2 separate regions of the Homo sapiens genome follow, and region 1 is linked to region 2. The links are chromatin contacts, found by Hi-C in ENCODE. All regions are on one chromosome and are shown on one strand. Each heading gives the region's core, a stretch centred on a gene start or an enhancer-like site at or near the end of the contact. The rest is flanking DNA. Distances are from core to core; before and after follow the strand shown. Region 1 holds the start of USP47 (ubiquitin specific peptidase 47). Region 2 holds the start of RPS13 (ribosomal protein S13).

Region 1 (2,700 bases), core at 29-2,528, 5.2 Mb before region 2:
AAAGATTTTTAAAACTAACGAAACCTAGTCAATCATATTGATTTCCTTAAATATTTTTAGTGAGAATAACAAAGATTTTTATACCATTAATATGGAAAATAACTAAGTTATTTTAAATGTTTATGTCATCTTTGTCTTAGCCTTTTTACATTTTACAAATGTTTTATAATTCTGCACACAGCAGGACACGTATAAAACTTATATAAGTATATGGATTTTTTTTTGGTAACGGGATTACAATAAAAAAAAGTTTGGAGAACACAAGTGCAGGCAGTTAATGCTGTGGGTGTTAGGAACATGACAAGATTATATTATCTCAGCATGCTGTAAGATCACTGTATCCATAAAAGTCTTCATGAAGGAGCCCCGCCGAGTCTCCATAATGGAAGCAGGATTTGGAGAAATGACTTCTGCAAACTTTGTTTAGTATAACACAAAGCACCATGCTTACTACTAGAGAAGATTAAAATTCTCTAAAAACCTTGTTAACGGAGATCACAGGTTGAAGCATACTGCAGCTCTACTCTTGGAAGGCTAGCTCAGTCTCAGACTTGGCCCTGATGGAGAAGGAAGTTCCCTGGAAGAGGGCAGGGGAGCGCCTCTCCAATGTAGTTGCGGGGGGCGGGCGGTGAGGACACCGCTTCATAAGGGAAGGGGTGGCTGCCTCCCCAAGCAGGGGGTGGCCCCTGAGGTCCCTCCAGCTGGGGGCCCTTGAGAGGGAGGGTGGGGAGAGGGGAAAAGAACGTCAGGAGAGTGAACGGGAGCAAATAAAACGCTGTCCATTCTGACTGGAAGGGCCAGAGCCGTGTCTAAGGGCGGGGGCCGGGAGGTGGCCCGCGGTGGTGTCTCTACCAGGACGAGGCCTGGGGTATCTGAAGAGGGGATGACGTCCAGGCGCTTTGCTAAAGGGAAGCCAGAAGGGTATGAGTTGCTAGGGTCAGAGATGGGGCTTTCGGCTCGAGTCTTTCCCTGCAGGGCAGAGAGTCCGAAGAGCCCGAGAAGGCAGGGAGGACAGTGGGCCTGGTCCTTCCCCGGCCGGCAGAGGGAGTCCCGAGATGGAACGTCCAGCTCTCCTCTAACGAAAAGCGTTTGCATGGCTGTCTCGCCAATTCTGTACCTCCCGGGGCTGAGGAAGAGCCGAGGTGACTAGAAGCTAGCGACAAGTGCCGGCCACCTCCGACGCCAGGCGCCGGGCTTGGAGCCCGACGGGCCGAATTCTCGCGAGAGCGGCCGCCGCCATTTTTCCATTGATTGCAGCGGGCTGGGGGAGGGGCCGACGACGAAGGCGGCTGTGGTAGCGGCGGCGGCGGCGGCGGAGCCCTGGGTCGGTGTCTGCGCGCTGGTGTCTGAGGCCCAGGCTGAGGCCTCCGCTATTGCTGGAGCGCAGGCGGCGGAGAGGATGACTGCCGCTGCCATTCTCTCTTGAGCTAGCGAGCCGCCGCCACCCTCCACCCTCCCCCGGCAGGGCGGAGAGGAGCGGCCGGAGTCAGCGATGGTGCCCGGCGAGGAGAACCAACTGGTCCCGAAAGAGGTGAGGGGCCCCAGAGGAGGTTAGGCCTTAGGCCTGCGGCCGCTCGAGGCAACACAGGCCCGGGCCGGGGTTCGGCTGCGGGCCCGGCCGGGGTGCAGGCTCGGCTGTGGGGGAATGAGGAGGCGTGAGGCAGTCGGGGGTGGACGGTGGGTGCGGCGAGCAGTTGGGAGACCCGCTGGCTCTAGGGGCCGGGGAGCGGACCTCCCGCCTCGGGTTTTATGGGGCTGGACGAATAAAGGAGCGGACGGGAAAGAATCAGGTTCTGCTCTAGGGGAGAAGGTGGCCTTTTAAGTTCTTGTTTAACGTGTGGAGCCGGGAGAGATCATTTCAAAGAAAACATTCTGGAACAGTTGCCTATGGGCACGGCAGGGTGACGGTGCTGCTTCTGGGTTTGACAGTGGCAGCGTATAGCTTTCAGCGCTTGTGAAATCTACACCCAAGTGAGATCTGTGGGAGGGCAGACTTAACTGTTACGACTTTTTTCAACTCCTGTTACTTGGTAGTACTATTGGCCTGCCTAAATGGGGCCTACCGAAGATCGTGGAAAAGTAGTACATGGGACATTAATGTAAAGGAAGGAGATAGGAGAACATTACCACATGGAGAGCTGAACTCTTTTTTTTTTTTTTTTTTTTTGAGGTTGGGTTGTGTATGCCAATTTGAGTGACTTCTTAAATTCTTAAAAGCAAGTGATACGAGAAGCCTTGACTACTTGGCTTCTCTTGAATAGTAGTAGAAGATTTAGGGTAGAATCCAGCACTGGCCAGCGAATTTCAACGTATTAATAGTATCTCTGTTGGCTTTATAAATATCTTCGGCGTATTCAAATGTGTATTTTTAACTGGCTGATCATCAGGCTAATGCTTTGGATTTTTATTTCTCATATACCTTAAATAGAGACAAGTGTTGGATTGAAATTAACTGTGTGCGATCTTGAAATTAATGAGTGATCATTACAGATTCTTAAATTTTTTTGTGCCTGTTTTACTTGTTTTGTAGCAATTCTTTGTTACTTAAGCAAGCTCTGACAGTATGCAAGGGTGATATTATTGGAGTTATGTACCTGTATGATACAAGTATTTTCCCAGCTTTGTCAGAAGGGCAGTGATAGTTGTTTTGCAAGGACGATTTTTGTAAAAGGCAGAGAGTTATGTGTCAGTATTTGTTCA
Region 2 (2,700 bases), core at 150-2,649:
CTCAGCTACTCCAGAGGCAGAGGCAGGAGAATTGCTTGCTTGAACCCAGGAGGCGGAGGTTGCAGTGAGCCGAGATCATACCACTGCACTCCAGCCTGGGTGACAAAGTGAGAATCGGTCTCAAACAAAAACACACAAATTAGCTGGGCCTGCTGGCGGGCGCCTGTAATCCCACCTATTCGGGAGGCTGAGGCAGGAGAATCGCTTGAATCCAGGAGGTGGAGGTTGCAGTGAGCTGAGATCGCGCCACTGCACTCCAGACTGGGCGACAAGAGCAAGACTGTCTCAAAAAAAAAAAAAAAAAGAGGTGGGGTCTCTCTGTCACCCAGGAGTGCAGTGGCTTCATCATAGCTCACTGCAGCCTGGGACTTCTAGGCTCTGGTGATCCTCTCACCTCTGCATCCCAAGTATCTGGGACTACAGGCACATTGCGGCTGGCTTTTTTGGGCGGGGGAGTCGGAGAGTAGTATGTTCTCAGGCCCCAGAACCATGTTCAGCACATAGAAGGTAAACATTTGCTGAATGAAGCCACTTGCACGAAGTCACACGCAGCTGAGATTCAAACCACACCTAACTGTGAGGAACTGTGTCAGGCACTCTGCTTAGCCAATTCCAACTCCTCCACTTGACAGCTGTGTGATTTGGGGCTGGTTAGTATCCAGCGGCAGTGTGCCTCTGCTTCCTCAACTGTAAACTGGGGTGAAAGCCATGAAGATTTATTTCAAAGTATTGTGGTCAGAATTAAACGAAATCAGTACATGTGAAGTGCTTACAATGATGCCTCTAGCACGGTGGCGAGACCAGAGTTTTGGCTATTTTTAAAATAACTTTACCACCTACTAGATCCTACAAGTCACACGAGGACAGGCGAAATAGGCTATGTTAGACACAAACACTCACCGATCTGTGAAGGAGTAAGGCCCTTCTTGGCCAGTTTGTAAATCTGCTCCTTCACGTCGTCAGATGTCAACTTCAACCACTGTTATGGAATAGAAAGCAGCCTTAGGATGAGAACCCAGGAATGGCGCCGCAGAACAGCGGTCTCTCCTTCCGCAAAACCGCGCTCCTCATACACGCAAGTTCCTCACCCTGGCGTCGCTTCACCCGAGACAAATGCCAACCCCCTCCCCGGATTCTCCCCGGTCCCAGCGCGCTACTTACAGTGGGGACGCTGCGTCGATAGGGTAAAGCCGACTGGGACAGGCCCTTCCTGGGGAGAGAAGCAGTCTCGAGGTGAGGTGGCGGCTAGTGCCAGAGCAGCCCAGAACATCATCCCCTCGGCCCGCTGCCCACACTCCCTGTCTTCCTCCCACCCCCCGCCCAGCAATCCGGCTTGATGCCCCGAGCTCACCCGGGAGCATGCATGCGACCCATGATGGCGGCGATCAGGCAACGAAAGGAGAGCGAGAGTGGAAACGCCGCAGGAAGCCACCCAACACGCAGGAAGTGACCTCACACGTCCCCGCTTCCTCTCACGCAGGAGGCGGAGCTACGCTGCGCAGCCACCGCCCGTCTGTGTGACTACATCTCCCGAAATGCATTTCAGCGTCGCAAGAGATCGTCAATCCAGCCTCATCCCGGCATGCATCGGTCTTTGGTCAGCCTTGTTGCCAGAGCGGGAATTTGAGGCTGACGCCAGCTTGCGTCGAAATTCCCTGTGGACGCCGAGATCACAAAGATTCGAATGCTGCGCTGGGGGTGGGTATGGAGCAGGTAGGGCTGGAAGAAGCAGCCATACACAGGTGTTTGCTCATTCACCAGTGCCTGGCTTTGTCCTGGCACTAGATCCCTCAGAGTCGGCCCTGCGCCTAATAAATTAACAGATACAATAGCATGTGATGAGGACCACACGGGAAGCCATGGCAGCGGCTACCGCCCAGCCAGCGCTTCCATTTCTCATTTCTAAATCCTACCCTAATCTGTCAGGGGAGAGTCGCTGACGGTGAAGAACCGGTCTAAGGAGTTGAACCAGGTCCCCACGGATGCCTGCCGCCCTCCGCACTCGAATTCCCCTGCGCAGGGCTCTGGGGCGCTGGGCTCGCCGGGGAGAAGGGTTGGGCAGAGGCTTACGGAGCTATGTTCCCAAGTGAGAGAGTTGGCGGGCAGGGAAGAGCCTTGGGAGCAAGACTGCAAAGGCCAAGAGGATGAGGGATAAAATGAAGCATTTGAATTTCATGGGAAAAGGGAACCGTCAAGGAAGAAGCTTTTTTTTTTTTTTGAGACGGAGTTTCGCTCTTGATTCGCAGGCTGGAGTGCAATGGCGCGATCTCGGCTTGCCGCACCCTCCGCCTCCCGGCTTCAAGCGATTCTCCTGCCTCAGCCTCCTGAATAGCTGGGATCACAGGCATGCGCCACCACTTCCAGCTAATTTTGTATTTTTAGTAGAGACGGGTTTTTCCATGTTGGTCAGGCTGGTCTTAAATTCCCGACCTCAGGTGATCCGCCCGCCTCGGCCTCCCAAAGTGCTGGGATTACAGGCGTGAGCCACCGCGCCTGGCCGGAAGAAGCTCTTTTAAGACAGACCTAGCCTGGGCAACATGGCGAAACCCCCTCTCTATAAATACAAAGAATTAGCCGGGCGTGCTCGCTCGTGCCTTTGGTTCCAGCTACGAAGGAGGCTGAGGTGGAGAATCTCTGGAGCCGGGAAGGACATTGCGGTGAGCCGAGATAGCACCACTGCGCGCCAGCCTGGGCAACAGA

The links. A loop is a pair of places that touch in the nucleus more often than their neighbours do. Pooled maps may share reads with other maps.
Region 1: a map of CD8-positive, alpha-beta T cell shows a loop between it and region 2 (16-fold over the local background). The contact joins the promoter of USP47 here to the promoter of RPS13 in region 2. A Hi-C loop is called at or near these places in 3 of 168 maps with a recorded cell type or tissue (CD4-positive, alpha-beta T cell, CD8-positive, alpha-beta T cell and naive thymus-derived CD4-positive, alpha-beta T cell), 1 of 37 single-sample maps with no recorded cell type and 8 of 50 pooled maps.

Annotation. Positions count from the first base shown.
Region 1 is chr11:11,840,694-11,843,393 of GRCh38, forward strand. USP47 (ubiquitin specific peptidase 47) reads left to right here and starts at 1,279. Exons shown (of 28, transcript NM_001282659.2): 1 at 1,279-1,531. The coding sequence starts at 1,493. LOC107984311 (a long non-coding RNA gene) reads right to left here and starts at 1,148. Exons shown (of 4, transcript XR_001748134.3): 1 at 482-1,148. RefSeq lists enhancers at 355-1,220, 1,003-1,172, 1,221-2,084, 1,383-1,522.
Region 2 is chr11:17,076,268-17,078,967 of GRCh38, forward strand. It overlaps RPS13 (ribosomal protein S13), which reads right to left and starts at 1,400. Exons shown (of 6, transcript NM_001017.3): 1 at 1,352-1,400; 2 at 1,162-1,210; 3 at 901-979. The coding sequence starts at 1,374. RefSeq lists an enhancer at 1,434-1,633.